Linked DNA regions of Homo sapiens: region 2 is linked to region 1. A link is a loop called in an ENCODE intact Hi-C map of the cell type or tissue named here. Cell type or tissue: PC-3. All regions are shown on one strand. Each heading gives the region's core, and the rest is flanking DNA. Links, peaks and the distances in the headings are about the cores only. Region 1 overlaps ZNF32-AS3 (ZNF32 antisense RNA 3). Region 2 overlaps LOC105378275 (a long non-coding RNA gene).

Region 1 (8,336 bases), core at 218-8,217:
AGCAGAGGGCCGAGAGGACAGCCGCGGCGGAACCCAGGGGCGACAGTTCCCTGGGGCCAAGGGGAGCCATGTGGAGCCCGGCCCAGGCTTGGCGCCCAGGCTCGGCCGGGCTGCTGTGCGCGCGGGGAGTCCGGGTGTCCACTGGCCCGAGCCAGGGTCCCGCACTTAGCGATTTCCAAGCGCGACTTAGACGTGGCCTAGTGGGTGTTTTTCGCTGATGGAAACGCTGGCCGGGACTGCCCCCAGCCTCCGCGGAGAGTGGGAAGCTCCCAGCAGGGGCGCGGCGGGTGCGCTCCGGGGCCCTCCCCACTGCGGGGCTTCATCATACGAAAAACCTTTGGAAGGGCCTGGAGAGCTTTGGCCTTTGTTTCGTGGGCTGTTTACTGACTTTCGCTCCCAGTTAAATCTTCCAACCCGAAGACATCCTTCTGAAGTCAGCAGCACAGATTACACCTAAGGGGAGGCGACTCGGCCTTCTTCCCTTCCCTTCCCTTCCCCTCCTACGGCAGGTCCCGCTGGCGGGAGGACGCCCCGCGAGTGGGGTGGGCCGCGAGCGGGAGGAACACGCACGTCCCGGGGCGGCCGGAGGGGCCCCGCTTGCGCAGGGGGTTGTCAGAAGACTCGCACGCGGCAGGAGGCCTGGCCGTGGGTGCAGAGTTCCCAGTAGGACGCCCACGAAAAAAACCTAACTCCCATTATGTTCTGTAATTCTAGTCTAGCCCCTATTTCATGCTTGATAGAGAGCAGTCGACCCCTTCTTGGTGAATTCTGCCAAGTTAGTCACTTCTCAGTCATGTTAATTAATTGTTTTAGAGACAAGGTTCTGCTCTGTCGACCAGGCTGGAGTGCAGTGGAGCGATCACGGCTCACTGCAGCCTCCGCACCTCCGACTCCAGCGATCAGATTCGCCTGGGTTGTCCAGCTTTCAAGTCCACCGGGGTCCCCATGGAACTTCTGGCTGCCCTCCCTCCTCAGCCTTTCAGGGAAGATGGGGCTGCTGTGGGTGCCAAATGTGCCCAAACCACCTGCACCCCTGAGGCGGGTGACACAGCCTCTCCAAGAGCCTTGGTATTGTGCCATCCAGGCTGTCCTTCAACCTCAGCCCTAGACCAAGGCCTCAGACTTCGGGAAGGAGGCCACTGCACATCCACCCTCAAGCCCACTGCACTCAGCCCAAGGAGCTGAGGGGAGTGAGCAGGGCCTGGGGCCTGGGCCTGTATCAGGCTTCCTCTCCCAACTCTTCCTGCCCCTACCCGGCCTGGAGGGCACAGACACACATAGACACACACAGATATGCAGAGACACACACACACAGACACGCAGACACGGACACGCATGGATGCACACAGAGACACACAGACACACACACAGACCCAGACACACATACGTGGATGTACACAGAGAGACACAGACACACATGGACACACATACACAATTCTAGATATAGAGAAGCCGTGCCTGTAGCTTGCAGTGCCATGTGTCTGCACGCACTGCGGGTGAGGACTACACCAGCTCCGGGGTCGCTCTACTTCATTGCCTTTCCAATCTTTGGTCTCACAGCTGGATGGCACTCTCTAGATGAGAAGCTAGGGTTGTATCTTTATTTTCTGGTTCCACAGTGACCTCCCCTTTCCCCAGAGCATCCCCGAGTCAGGGTTTCAATGAGGAGGGGATGGTCCTTGGGCCAGAAGGAGCCATCAGAGGGCAGGGGCAGGCCAGTGTGGGTGGTCCTGGCTGCACTTGGGTCTGTGTGGCTCTGGGCATGGTCGGAGCACATCTCCAAGGCCACATCTTGAGCAGAGGGGGCTTCTCCTGAGGGGAATGGGCCTTTATTGTCACCATCCTGGGAAGTGGAGACTCTTAGGGAAGGGCATGGACTCGGGAGGGCCTGGGATGTCTGGGCAAACCCGTAAAGACAGCCCCTTATGTGTAGGTACTGAACAAATTGAGAGCTTTCTCCCAAGAGTGAAGGGTGGGGGCCAAGGCACGGCTTGACCCTGACTAGTGCTAGTGGGCAGGTCACACCTCTGTCATGCACAGGCCTCCTGGGCCAGGCAGGGGATCAGTTCAGGGACTCTAGGATAGAGGCAAAGCCTGCTGCTAAGTTCTCTGTTACATTTCCCTTGGCTTCTTCCTGTGTCTTCAGGAAATTTCCACTAAAAGATACCATCTGGGCTCAGCAGCGTGGCAGGCTGCTGGGGGGACTGGCAGGGTTTTGTGCATGTGGCTTGGTGAGCAGCCCAGAGGGACAGAGCCTGCTTCCTAGGACAGCAAGGCTTACCACAGGGCAGAGCCCTGTGGACCTGACTCCCCGGGGCTGTGAGCAGGAAAAGTGTGGAGGGAGATGGGAGCTGGGAGAAGGGAAGGGAGGAAGAGAGCCCATGAGTCCTTGAGCCCCCTGGATAGTTCTAAACAGCGCTGGCCAGTGACCAGGGGTACTCTGCCTTCCAGATCCGGGTGAGAGTGGAATCCCACCTTGGCCTGGGCTTGGTTGGCCATGGTGTTGTGCCATTGTCCTCTGTGCACTAAGGAGGCAGTCTTAAAGCATGTCAACCACTGTCCTGCATGAAAGTGTTAGTGCTGAAGTTTAATCATGGTGTGTGGCTGAGGAGACGGAAACTAGTTTGTATTTTTATTCTTTTGAGACAGAGCAAGACTCTGTCTCCCAGGCTGGAGTGCAGTGGTGCCATCATAGCTAGCTCATTGCAGCCTCGAACTCCTGGGCTCCAGAGATCCTTCTGCCTCAGCCTCCTGAGTAGCTGGGACCACAAGCACGTGTCAGTATGCCTGGCTAATTTTTTTAATTTTTTGTGGAGACAGAGTCTCCCTGTGTTACCCAGGCTGTTCTTGAACTCCTGGGCTCAAGCGATCCTTCCGCATTGGCCTCCCAAAGTGCGGACACTACAGGCGTGAGCCACTGTGCCCAGCCGTAAACTAGTTTTTAAAGCTGATCAAGGGCTTGGTCACTTCATGTTGGACAAGGGGTTGGGTGAGTCATGACACTCAGCCTTTCCCATGCAGTGTCTCTTTCCCAAGGGTTCTAGAAGGAGGTGAAGGGGCCACCAGACCCCCATGCACTGCCCTCCCCCACAAAGACCTCTACTGCACCCCCAGAGGACCCATTGTACCCACGCAGGCGTCTTCGTCCTGAGCCTGAGCTGTCACAACACTGGAATCTGCTCGCTTTTCCCTGGGACAGCTTTGTGTTACTAGAGTTGGGTCTGAGGTTTGCACATCATGTCGCCCGCCCCAGGTCCCCCCAGGCCAGACACAGGGCACTTTGAGTCCCGGGCCCCCCAAGTTCCAGCTGATATGTACTATGGGCTTCCTGAGACTTCCCCGGTCCTGGGCACACCTGTTTTGCTGTGGAACTCTTGACTTGGCTTCTGCCTTTGCCTAGAGTCCTGGAAATGTCCAGAAGCCTGGGGGCGGGGCCAAACAGATCACCCTGTATCTTTCTTCCCTGATTCCCTAGAGCAAATGGCAAACGTTTTGGTTTTAAATCAGAGACAGTGGACCTCATAGTCTTTGAACATATCCCTTGGTCTTGGTCTCTAGCTCTTTTCGTTTTTCATTTTGAAACCTGGGGGTCTGTTGCCAGGCCTGGAATCCTGGAGCCCCATCACAGGCAATCTCTTGCGTGCTGTGGCTTCTTGACTGCACCCAATTGTGGTCTAACTCACCCTTTTCTTTCACCTCCTGTTCTCTCTCCAGCCTTGCAGCTTCAGGACTGCTGATCCTGATTATGCTGTGCAAAGGGTGTTCGTTCCACGGTCACACTGTCTCTATGAGGCAGCAACGTCTAGGAGTGTTATCCCCATTGAGGGGGCAGATAAACCAAGGAAGGAGGAGGGCAGGTGCTGGCCCAAGTCACACACAGATGAAGGCACACATGGTCACGCATACCTGGGAAAGCTTAGCAGCACTCCTGGCTCTCCTCAGGAGTTCATAGAACCCTGCGCTGTGTGGACCACCGAGCTCAGAAGGGTTGCTGTGTGATGCTCGAATCAGGAGGCTCTGATGGACTCTTCCCTTCTCTGTCTCTCCAGCATCTGACTGAGGCACGTTTATGGGACTCTGGCGAGGAAGACTCCGGTTTGCAGAACACCTCCAATGTAGGCAGAGCACCAATCTAAGCCTGCAGAGACTAGATAATAACAGTTGGAAGATGTCTTTCTTCCCTCCTTCCTTCCCCTTGCGCCCGCCCCCTCCCCAAACTAGAAAGTGATGGGATCTTTGTGTCATTTGCATGATGACTTCTGGGACTCCTGTGAATTAGTTGCTTCTTCCTTCTATATTTCCCCAACCCAGGGCCACTGCTTAAATTGAACAAATGATGCATCACAAAACTACAACGGGACTCTTCAAATTCACGGTCGGCGCAATCTGTATGTAATTGTATTGCAACAATTGTCCAGCAGATGGCAGTAAAGTGTCATGAAACAGAGTTGCCTGGTGACCTGTGCTGCACCTTTGTGAGTTAGCGGTGACCAGGCTTCACACACTGGACTTACTGGAGTCACTACTAAGCCAAGGCCACAGCAGAAAGAGCACTGCGTTTTGCATGACCTAGGGGCTCCAAGTCGGCCTGGCTGCACCAGAGCCCTTTCAAAACACGCGGTTTAGTTCAGGGCTCACATTGGCCATTGCCTGGTTTTGTTTGGCCAGCAAGGTAAGAATGGTTTTAACATTTTTGAATGACTGAAAAAAAAAAAGAAAATAATATTTTGTGGAAGGTAAAACTCACATAAAATTCAAATTTCAGGGTTTGTAAATGAAGTTTTGTTGGACACATGAGTGCTCATTTGTTCAGTGTTGTCTCTGCTGCTTTGAGTTGAGAAGCCGCCGCAGACACCGTGTGGCCGCAGAGCCTAGAATATTTACTGTCTGGCCCTTTACAGGAAAATGTGCAAAGCCCTGGATTGCTCCTTTGGGACTTCATCAGCTGCAAACCCTCACAGTATTTTTGTGTGTTTGGAAGTAAGAAGAGAGCAAGCGAGGGCCGAGACCTAATGGGAAGACCCGGCGGCTGGGAGAAGGTGGTTATGAGCTCTCTTATTCCAGGGCACAGCACCCTGTCTGGGAAGTCGGGGGGCAGGCCTTGGCAGAAGTGATCCCCCTCAGTCCTAGGACTAGCTGCAGTTCCTGTGGCCCTGTCTTCAACGTTACATTCTTGCTTCAGCATCCCTGCTGGTCTGAGGGTCCTAGTCCGTGCACCAACTTTGATTCCTGGACCTAGCAGAATAATGCTTCCAGATTTTCAAACTCCTTGGGTGACAATTTGAGCATCTGCTAATGTCAGCCCTGTCTGAAATCCCAGCTGATTTTCAACACTGTGTAAGGGAACTCCTTCATGAGTCTTGGATGGGTAATGGATGATAGGGTCAAGTTGACATTTGACAAGAACTTGCTAAACTCTGAAAACCTGAACTTACAGTCCCTGCTCTAGCAGGCCTGGGTTCTCATGGAAACATCCTCAACAGACCAACTCAAGAAAGTAATTTCCACAGCAAATTGATTTCCCAGAATATGTTCTGTTAAAAGAAGTATGGTTATGATATCTGATCAAATATTCAGCATTATCAGGAAATTCAGCTGTCTCTACCTTCAAAAAAGGTCCAGAATCCAACCACCTACCTCTTCCTCTGCTGTCACCTGGTCCAAGACTCTGCCACCTCATTCCTAAGGGTTATTGCAAAAATTTCTCAATGGCTCTCACCGCTTCAGTCCTTGGCCTGTTATAGGCTATTGTCAAGAGAGCGAGCACAGTGGCCATCAAACCAGCAGGGAGCTCCTCACCCTCCATCGCTCAAAATCCCACAATGCCCCTCAGCTCACTGATGGCCAAAACCCTCTGCCTTCTGGCCCTGTATGTCTCTGACCTTTTGTGTTTGAGCCTTTTCCAGTCTGTCCCCAGTGCTCTCCTTGCTATTCCTCTGGGACACTGGGCACACACCTGCTGAGAACATTCACACTGCTGGGTACTTCTGTCTGGAACACTCCTCCGCAGACACTCTTCTCTTCTCAGCTTTTGCCCAGATGTCCTTTTCTCCCCAAGGTCTGTCTCGACCCTCCTTCATGTCGCACTCTGTCTCCCCACCCCCTGGTGCTGTGCTGTTACTTACGCTGCAGCACTTATCCCCCAGCATCCTATTGGATTTGCTTATTTATTATCTAGTGCTGACTGCTTTTCCTTCTAGAATGCGAGCTCCACAAGGCCAAGCATGCTTTGTTTATTGATGTGCCCCAAGTGCTTGGAGCAGTATCTGGCATGCAGCAGGTGCCTAGCACATATTTGTTGAATGAATAAATAACGAAATGAATTCTTGAGAGGCAAGCCTGCCCAAGTACTGAAGACTGGGTTGGAACTGTAGGTACTTCCTCCATTAACAAATTATCTCAAAAAGTTTGGGTATTGTTTTAACAGGGCTCCTGGCCAGGATCCGTGAGTCGGCTTCTTGAAGTGAAAGACAGAACTCTCTGCTCTTCAGGTTCTATCAGTGCAAAGAGGGCCCACTAAGACCCACTCTGCAGGGCTGTTGAGGAAAGCCCCATCTGACAGGCACCCGACAAAGCTCCTCACACTCCGTAAATGCCACCCATCATGAATGTGGCTATGATTAAATTGTGATGAGGACTGTGACCCACAAGACTGGAAAACCAGTTTGGCACCTTGATGCAGATGTTTTCAAGGACTGGGTTAGAGAATACATACCATCATTCTACTTTTAGCTGTTTTGTTTCATTAAAACCTTTTTGGTTTTAATGAAACAAACCATAACATGTATGACAACCATAACATGTATGACAACATAGCATGACAACCATAACAAGTACAATATTTTGGCCAATTTCATTTAATTTGGCACATAGAATGGAAGAAATATTAAGATATTATTTTCTACATGACTATGTAGCTGGGATGATTGGAACTGAATCATTTATTGCACATTTGAATGGTTAATTTTATTATGCTCACATTGTGTACATATTCTGTGGCTTATATATAATCAGTAAATATTCTATGACTTATTCCTCTTCAGAAACATGTGGAAAGATGAACAAAAAACAACCACAGCATGACAGGGTTAGGGAATTCTAGAAATGGAAAAGATGTTAAAAATGGGTTTATAGTAAAATCCAACATCTAGAGGAAGGATTTAAAGTCTAAGCAGAAACCCTTTCTGGCGGTCTGCAGAAGTCTCCCATCTTGCTAAAGTGTCACATTTGGCACATATTCCTGGAAAACGTTTTAGTGTTTTTCAATTAAATTCCTTACTGCTGTCCCTCTTGCCAACCTGCTGTTAACTTGCCTCCCGTTGCTGCACCTTCAGTGATTTTCCATTTCCTTTAGGACAGACTCCAGAGAAACTCATAATCTGGCACCAACATATTAAGACTGTTACTTCTTTCCACGTGTCCTTTGTCCCAGTCTTGGCCTCAGTGTGAGCTCATATTTCTGTGATAGGGAGCCACCATGCTTTGGGGCTCTGGAGCCAAGGGGGCAGGCGTGTCACGGAGGCGTTGCCTCATCATTGGGGCTCTGGGGTTCTTCTGTTACCTCTTTTCACACATCAGTGTGGTGGAGGTTGTGATGAGCCGAGAGGGAATGTCAGTGTTACCAAGCAACCATGAGCCTATGAGAACCCAGTCGGGATTATGGCCACTTGCACTGCGGGTAGCAGGCATTTAGTACACAGCAAGGACCTGTGCATGGACAATCCTGTGTAGTGTACGAATCACCTCGTGCGTGCTTGTCTATTTCCTCCTGTAGCTAAAACACTGCTCACAAGTCCTTCCACAGTTACCTATTAAATAATAGTCACCATCTTTTAAGGAACTGATAACTTCTGTTATTTTAAACTGTTCCAGAACACAGCAAAGGATGAAACAGTCTTTATCTTGTTTTTTTTTTTTTTTGTTTTTGAGACAGAGTCTCTCTCTTGTCGCCCAGGCTGGAGTGCATTGGCTCACTGCAACCTCTGCCTCCCAGGTTCAAGCGATTCTCCTGCCTCAGCCTCCTGAGTAGCTGGGACACATGAGTAGGCGTCCACCACCATGCTTGGCTAATTTTTTGTATTTTTAGTAGAGACAGGATTTCACCTTGTTGGCCAGGCTGGTCTCGAACTCCTGACCTCAGGTGATCCACCTGCCTTGGCCTCCCAAAGTGCTGGGATTACAGGTTTGAGGCACCTTGTCTTCCATTCTTTAAAGGAGAAGAAAAAGGTAACAAATCAAACAAGCAGTGCTCTCAAGGATAGTGCATCCTGACCAAGAAAGGTTTGTGAGCAATGCAAGGATAGTTCAACAAAAGGAAATCTGTGAACATTACTACC
Region 2 (8,336 bases), core at 298-8,297, 110 kb after region 1:
GAAGCCCTTTAGAAACATCTGAAAAGCACAAAGTTGAGAACACAGCAGCCACATTGAAATCTCCATCCCTAGTATATGAGTATAAAGCAACAGCAGTGTGGGTTGCTGGTGCTGATGTGTGGGGGCTGGGTTGTAGGGCTGCGCCTGCTGCCTGGGGAAGGTGAGCCTCACTCCTCCGGGAACAGTAACTTTAACTGGAGCACAGTTGTTGAGGCAGTGGGAGTGGGAAGGAGCGTGCAGAATGTTCTCCAAGACTGATTGGAGCCAGAACCTACAAAGGGGATTAAAAAAAATTAAAAAGTAATCCTGGAAGCCTAATGAAACAGAGACTTTCTCAGCAGTGGAATGGGGGAGCAATGCCCAGCCATGATGTCACCATGGCCGGCCAGGCAGCTCTTTCCAGACACCTGCCAGACGCTAATTAGTCCAGGCCTCCAGAGCAGGGATCCGGGTGGGAGCAGAGGGAGCAGAGGTCATTTTCCCCAGGACATTTGCAACCTGTCAGAGTTTAATGCCCTCTCCCCACAACCAGCCTACAGTAGAGTTTTGGTTTCTATATGCAGAAGGGGACAAAAATTGTCATAGCCAGCTGACTCAGCCCCTAAATTAATCATGCCAGTTGTGGTAGAGACCACATTGACTGTTTGCTCTTCAACAATCTCACTGATAAGCACTTCCTGCATGGGGCCAGGCTTCTGGGAGGCACTGGTGGCAAGACAGGGCAGGCTCTGCAGGGGCACTGACCTCCCACTGCAGGACACCAAGCCCCTGAAGACAGTGGGGGCTGCTCTTTATTTGCTTATTTCCAGGGGCCCCACCAGCCTTCACTTTGCCCTGTGTAGCCAAAGGGCCATGTGCATGCACAGACACATGTCATCTGGGTTTCCTGAGAGTGGAGGAGACCAAAACTGAATTCTGAGTTTCCAAGTTTCCAAATATTCAGCCCGTCATGATGGTGTGGGCAAGCCCTCCTGTGTGGATGGAGTCACAGAGAGCCGGACGCTGCTTCCTTCCACCTTCTTTTGGGGCCACAGCTAGACGTCAGTCACTTCTCAGCAGTGGGCCTCACCCCTTCCCAGCCAGGAGCACCAAACTCAACCCAGGACCATTCAGATTCTTAGGCTACTTTAGAGAATCTGTACAAACCTATATAGAAAAGCAATTAGGAAACTTTAAAAAGAAAACTAGGAGAAGGGACTAGCTCTACATGATTCCAAAATATATTTTAGGTTTCCATGGAAAATGGCACCTGGTAAGAATTCCAGATACAACCTCCTCTCCCTTTCCATGAAAAGACCTAGGAAGAAACAGAAACGCTTGGATACTAACAGATTCTTACTGCATGTGTATTGCATACCAGGTATCATGCTGGGTACTTCCAGCAGCTCATCAAGGTTGGCGGAGTAACTGACCCCACTTACAGAGGACACCCACCCGCCCAGGCATGCACAACCCCACAGACTCAGCCAGCAAGGGGCACGATGGGTGTCATGTCTAGCCCTTCCTGGACCCCAGGGCTGTGCTCCTACTGAGGCCACTCACCTGGTCTTCAGAATCCTGGGGGAATTTCCACAGCATGGGAACCTAAGGGGCTGAACCAAGAATCACGTGCAGAAGCTGGCAGTGTCTGAGCCTGGGACAGATAGGGAGGGACAACGGCTTGGGGCCTGTGGTCATCTCTCCCCTCACAGGCCCATGTTGTTGGCTCTCAGGCCACTGAGCAGTCTTAGGTCTGAGCTGTGGTTACTTTCTGGAGGTTTCATAGAAAGGCTTTGATAGCTGACCTCAATCATTGTCTCCTAGCCCAAGATGGAGCAAATCCATCAGCCTAGTTCAAAGGCCAGTAACTTCCTCTGTCATGGCTCAAAACCCAGGCCACGACCAAGCCCTGCCATGCCTGGCAAGGGAACGACTCTTGGCGTTGACCAGAGAACTGCTCCCTGTACTGTTTCCCTGACCTCTTTCCTCCACCTGATTTCCCCATAAACCTTCTCTTTCTAAATCTGTTCAGGGGAGCCAGAGAGTAGCGGAGGAGAGGTAGCAGCGCTGTCTCCCAATTCTTCCCTCGCAGTCAGCCCCTGCAATGTCTTCTCTACATAGTAGCTATGGTAAGACTTTTAAAACATACATTCAGCTCTGCACCTCCTCTGCTGGTGCTCTCAAATAGCCCCATGGCTTCTCGTGTTGGAAAAGCCTCTCCTCCCTACCCATTCCACTCCTGACTCTGGAGGCCTTGCTCTTCCTGCAAATACCAGGTGAGCTCTGGCTTCAGGGCCTTTGTGTATGCTGGGCCTCCTCCTAGGATGCACTTTGGCCAAGTGTGCTCATGCTCTTCTATGTCCACTGTTGGCTTGGACAAGGATGAGTTCTCTTTGTCTTTTAACAAATGAGGACCTCGGTTTCTGAAATACTGGTAATGTAAAAAAAGAGTTCTGGCTTGAACTTGAGAAGTTGATTTTGTCTGACCTTATGAAATCTCTTGAGAATACACAAGAGTGATTCAATGAAGGGGAAGTGAACTGATCTTCCCTCTCTTAAGTGATCCACCAAGGAGAGGAAGGGAATCCAGAACTTTCAGGAGCAAAGTCATATGTTGGAAAGGTGTCCATCATATATTCATTCAATAGACACCTACTGAGCACTGAGCTTGTGAGTTAGGAGGTGGGGACCCCACCCTGAATCAGAGAGCAGTCCTTCTGTCAATGAGCTGATGGCTGGCCTAACTGAAGAGACAAATATTAAGTGACTATACAAATAATTATAAAATCCTAAGTATCATAAGTGCAGTGAAGGTGACATGGGCAGTTTTAGGTCTGTCTGGGAGGCCAGGAAGGGCTTCCCCAGAAAAGGGACATTCGTTGTAGAATATGAAGGATAAGTTGGAGAGATGCTGAGCAGCACTGCGAGATCCATGGCTTCCACCCTTCAGTGCACACTAGTAACATTCAGTGAAACAGAAAACACCAGGAGACAGGAAGGCCAGGTGTGGGTAGATGGGGAAAGGAATAAGTTCTGTTTGGGACTTTACTGTGAGGTTCATTTGAGCCAGAGAAGAGCCAATATTAAGTATACAATTGGATATTACTAGATATACCAAGGACAATATGCAGACAAAAGCTTGGAAATGTGAGGAGTGGTCTGGCTCAAGGTACATGTTTGCGAGTCACTACCATGCTGTGCGGTAACCAAAGGCCTGGGTGCACACTAGTTCTTCTGAGGACAGAGTGCAGATGGCACAGAGAAGGGGGCCTGGGGGCCGCCTTGAGGAGCTCTAACATTCCAACTGTACGTAAAGAAGGATGAGCTTGCCAAGAAAGCAGAGACATTTCCTGATCAGCAGGAGGAAAAGCAGGAGATTGTGCTTTGAATGAAGTCGAGGGAGGATCCTTTGGACTATTGGTGTGACATTTTTGTAAGTCTAAAATTATTTCAAAACAAACAGTAAAAATCAGTTTATTAGGGCTTATTAGGATGGAGGAGGGCCCAGCTTCTCCATGATGGATAACTGCTTCCCATCAATAGGGACCTTCCTTAGTAGGGGTCCTCATCTTCTTCCGTATCCTCTTCAAAAAGCCACTTTAACTCCTCAAATCTTCTTCCTCCTTATGCCCCTATACTTATCTTTTCATCTAAACCAGTGTCATTCCAGGATGTAAACTGTGAAAAAGGGATAGATCATTTACTTTTCAACCCTTTATATTTAAAGAAATGCTATTGGCTTTTAAATGTATGCTACATTTTAATATATCCCCACTTATTTATTAAACAAACATATACATACATTTAATTGAGGACACTGGAGAAATTACTGCCAATTTGTACCAGTCAGGATAGGCCAGGTTTGATGATAACAAACAAGCCCCAAGTCCTGGGGGCTAAAAGAACAAAGGTTTGCTTCTTGCTCAAGTGCTCCATCTACTGTGGGTTGTGGGAGAGCTTGGCTTGTATTTATCACTCTAAGACCGCTCCAACTTGACACTTATTTCCATGATTGCTGTGGTGGGGAAGGCAGGGCTCAGTCAGGCACTGCATTAGGTACTTCAGCCTGGGAGCTACACACATCGTTTCTGCCCACCCTTCATTAGCTGCAGGCAGGCACTGGTTGTGCCTGACTTCAAGGGAGTGTGGAAGTATCCTTCCTGTGTACGTGAAATAGAAGAAATCCAGAACCAGTCCATGCAATGTAAGGTTCTACCACAAGCAATAAAAGTCAGTAAAATCACAACATTGTGGCAGAAACAGCTAATTGCTTAGTCAATGTTCATTCTTCTCTACTTCCTAAGAGCACCCTTGTATGTCAATACCTACTGAAAAGTATCTAACTCTACAGATACCTTAATAGCTAAGCGGGGGACATATGACCCAATTTTGGGTGTTTGGATGGAATCAGAAGTCACTAGGGGTGGGGCTTAAAGCAAAAAAATCTTTTTGGTGATCTGACAATGCTCGCTTGTGCCTTTGGCCTCTGTCCTTCCTCTGCCGTCCATCTTCTTCCTCCCATCTTGGCCCCTGGAAATGCTGGGAGCACAGCAGCCATCCTGTGATCCCAGCACAGGAGCCTCACTCTGAGGACGGCGGGGCAGGACTACTCATGGGGCCTGGTCTTGGTGACGGTGTTGAGCCTCTAGATCAGCCGTGGGCTGCTTCCCCAACATCGCTGCAGACAAATAAGCCAGCACTGTTAGGTTCTCTGTTACTTGCAGACAAACCCAATCTAAATGATGCAAATAAAATATTTTTATTACCACATACCAGAAATAATGATGTATTCATACAGTATAATTCTGGGCATTTTAGAAATATTTACAAAATTGTCACATTAACATCACCTTTCAGGTAGTTAAATGGCATGTAACTTTCTATAATGAATTTAGAACAATTTTTCTACAGGAAAACAGAGGGAAAATAAAATATTATCTACATGTAAGACCCACTTTGGGGAATAAGTTGTATGCTTTGAACTTCTTGTAAAACTAATCAATCTAGCCTAATAATTTAAGACATTAAAGTTAGTTATTCAAACATTGATAGTGATAAATATAGCAGTAGTATCCATTCCTTCTCCAAGTAATCAAGACATTATGGTTTATTGATGTAAATTATTTTTTAAACATGCAGTTCATTTAGCAATACATGTATTGACAGCTGCACCTTCAAAAAAACTTACAAAACCAGAGAACACAACATTAACTTGTTACTAAACTAAAACAAACTTAGCTGAGATAGTGTTTTGGAAATCATGAGGGACATAGCCTGCTCTTTGAAATGAAAACAAAGGCATTTATTGGGGCATAAAACTAAATTCATTATTTGGCAAATTTCTTGCTCAAATACCATGTCCACATGCATTTCTGTCCCAGCAATTCTGTTTTGTCGTGAATTATATATAACTTATTTTAATGTGTTTGCTTTACTTAAAAAAAGGAATGAATTATAGTAATCTTTTCATCATGCTTGCCTCACCAGAGAGGAGCTCTTAGCAGAGCTGTTCCAGGTATAAGAGCCCCACAGCAATCCTTCCGCCTTTCTGAAATGCCCGTGCAGGATGTTGAGGGCCTGTGGCCAGCGTTTTCTTTTCTTTTCTTCTTCTTTTTTAAAATCTCCCCCATTCATTTAAACTTTATTTATATGAATAAAAGAACTTGAGACAATTTAGCTCAATTTTAATGTTTCCCAAGCATTATTTTGACCAGGTACCCAGGTTTAAGTTATGAACATTGACAGTGTCCATTATATAACCACACTTGAAGTTATTAAGGACTTAACCATTTTCTAATATTAGCCTATTTTCTACACTGCTTTTCACATATATGCCCATTAAAAATGGAATGTCTGTTACATTTATTGGCTTGTGAGTGTTTCTGGAAAACTGCAGTAAGTGTGAAGGCCAATTTCCATGCTGGCATTGCATGCATCCAAATATTAATGCACGGAGGCACAGAATTAGAGCAACAAGAGAGCATATTCAAACACTAGCATGCGCCATTCCCCTTTTTATTGCTTGTTTGCTTAGTACTTCTTAAAACAGAAGGAAAGACTTGAATTCAACGTTCAACTACCAAAGAAGGAGTAACAGCAGGACACATACTCAGGACTTGAATGAAATTGTAAGCACTAGCTGAAGCAAAACAGTAGACATGGGTATATATCCATATATATATATATATATATGTATATATGTATATACCTATATATATACACACACATATATATACCTGTATATATATATATAAAATATCTCTATATATAGACATTGGTATATATCTATATATATCTATATATATACAGCCTTATTATCTAAAACTCTTCTCAACCAGGGCCTTCCCAACAAATTGGTAACAACATGATTTATGTTGAAATATACACAAGAAATAAGAGTGTGTTCTTTGTCTTTGGGAATTTAATAACTCAGACTATCCAAATTTGAATTCAGGTCTGTAGGAAGTGAGAAGCCTGTACTAAGCAACTGTCCTACATTTCTGCTGCAGTTAGGTTATTTTGGACAATTATACCTAAACTATCCTTGGTTTCATCCAGCAAAATGTATACAGTACAAACAGGAAAGCATGCCAGCCAGCTAGGGGTTTAATAACGCATGATTTTTATTCTCTTGGTCTGAAAAGTTGTATCAAAAAATGTAAACTAATGCAAATAACTCAAGATTTATGGGCCTCTTGTGCTTTAAAAAAGGAAAAAAGGTACCCACTAATTTGCTCAGATATAGCAGGCTTAATGGTTCTATATTTTGAAAAGTTTTTAAGAATGGTTTCTAATGTAGGAGAGGGAAAACATCCACTATACCTTTTCAGAATTTAAATGGAGGGCAGTAAACATTCTTTACACCCAAAACCTATGGCAGCAGTTCAAATTTGACCAAGGTAAATGTAGAATGGAGATGTTCTAAACACAGCTAGGACTCAGCAAGTCTAACACACTAAAATCATGTGATTACATTTTAAAAGAAAGTGCACAAAAACCAAAAAGAAATTTTGAGACTTTTTTATTTGAAGGTAATCTTAATGCTATTAAATTCACAAATGCTAATTTAAATACCCAATCCTATTTACCTAAAACACACATTGCAAACACACAAATTATCTGTTCTCTCCACATGTCGGCGTCCATTCATATCATGGTTTGGAAATGGGGAGAATAGATTCCCCTTAAACTGCAAGTCAGCAGGTGTTTCTTTACAGTTAACTTTAGCAAAATTTATACAAAATAGTAATTAACAATTGATCTTCTTTACTTGTTAACTCACAAGGAAACACCTTCAAAACTGCATTTTGTTAAAGTTTCTGTACTAAAATGTAGAAAAACTGAACTACACAGATATTGAAAAGTTAAAAATTCCTTAATTTTTTATTCCTGGTACCACTACCACAATTTACAGGGCAATATACCTGATGTAATGAAAAGAAAAAGAATAAGACAAAGCTACAACAGATAAAAGACCTGAGGAATGTACATCTAATTGACGCTACATTGCATTAATCGATAGCTGCACTTCCTGCAAACTGTGGCTATGACAGTCCTGAACAAGAAGGGTTTCCTGTTTAAGCTGCAGTAACTTTTCTGATTATGGATCATCGTTCCTTCTGTGACAGATTTTTACAGTTCCTCTAATGCACTTGGGACGACTGTCTCAAAGTAACCTGTAGCTTTCCTGACAACTCCTCACTCTCTCTCCTGCTAAGAACTGTAGCCCTTTCCTGCTGTTTTTAGAACCTTCTGCTACCATATCCACCACTTCCACCACCAGATCCATAACCACCACCATAGGGACTGCCCGAGCTTCTTCCACCAAAACTGCCCCCTTTCATGTGTCCATAATTTGATTGCTGTTGTCCACTGTAATTTCCAAAATCATTATAGTTCCCACCACCACCATAGTTACTACCGTCAAAATTTCCTCCTTCATTGTAACCATCATATCCTCCAACACCGCCACCATATCCACCACCTTGGTTTCCATATCCTGGTCCACCACCACCATACCCGCCTCTACTACTATAACCAGGACCACTGCCATAGTTGCCACCATCACCTCCTAATCCATTATATCCACATCACCTCCTCCATAACTACCTCTGCTGCCACCACCTCCACCACCATAGCCTCCTCTTCCACCAAAGTTTCCATCACGGCCAAAATTACCTCCACCACCTCCAAAGTTTCCTCTGTGACCCATACAATTGCCAGATCCACCTCCACGACCCCTCTGTGATCCAGCCGGCTGCATCACTTGTTTAGCAAGGGCCTTTTTCACTTCACAGTTATGCCCATTAATAGTGTGGTATTTCTGAACAACAATTTTATCAACTGTATCATGATCA

The links. Hi-C counts contacts between places; a loop is a spot of excess contacts. Peaks named below come from ENCODE experiments on the same cell type or tissue, not always from the same donor. Only the 100,000 strongest peaks of a DNase experiment are listed, where the experiment ranks them.
Region 2: it touches region 1 in a loop (5-fold over the local background); 4 of 110 quality-filtered maps call a loop at or near these places.

What each region holds. Positions count from the first base shown.
Region 1 is chr10:43,667,407-43,675,742 of GRCh38, forward strand. ZNF32-AS3 (ZNF32 antisense RNA 3) reads left to right here. Exons shown (of 5, transcript NR_038867.1): 2 at 3,715-4,115; 3 at 4,312-4,672; 4 at 4,902-5,039; 5 at 6,428-7,293. Among named protein-coding and RNA genes, the nearest start is that of ZNF32, 23 kb to the left of the region's middle. RefSeq lists a silencer at 1-91 and an enhancer at 3,816-3,985. In PC-3, for the core only: a CTCF peak has its summit at 4,429 (motif pointing right); a DNase peak (open chromatin) is centred at 4,445; H3K27me3 peaks cover 2,140 bases.
Region 2 is chr10:43,781,528-43,789,863 of GRCh38, forward strand. The region is part of intron 1 of LOC105378275 (a long non-coding RNA gene); the gene reads left to right. It also overlaps the pseudogene HNRNPA3P1. Among named protein-coding and RNA genes, the nearest start is that of LINC02658, 6.8 kb to the left of the region's middle. In PC-3, for the core only: a CTCF peak has its summit at 3,931; no DNase peak of the experiment used is centred there.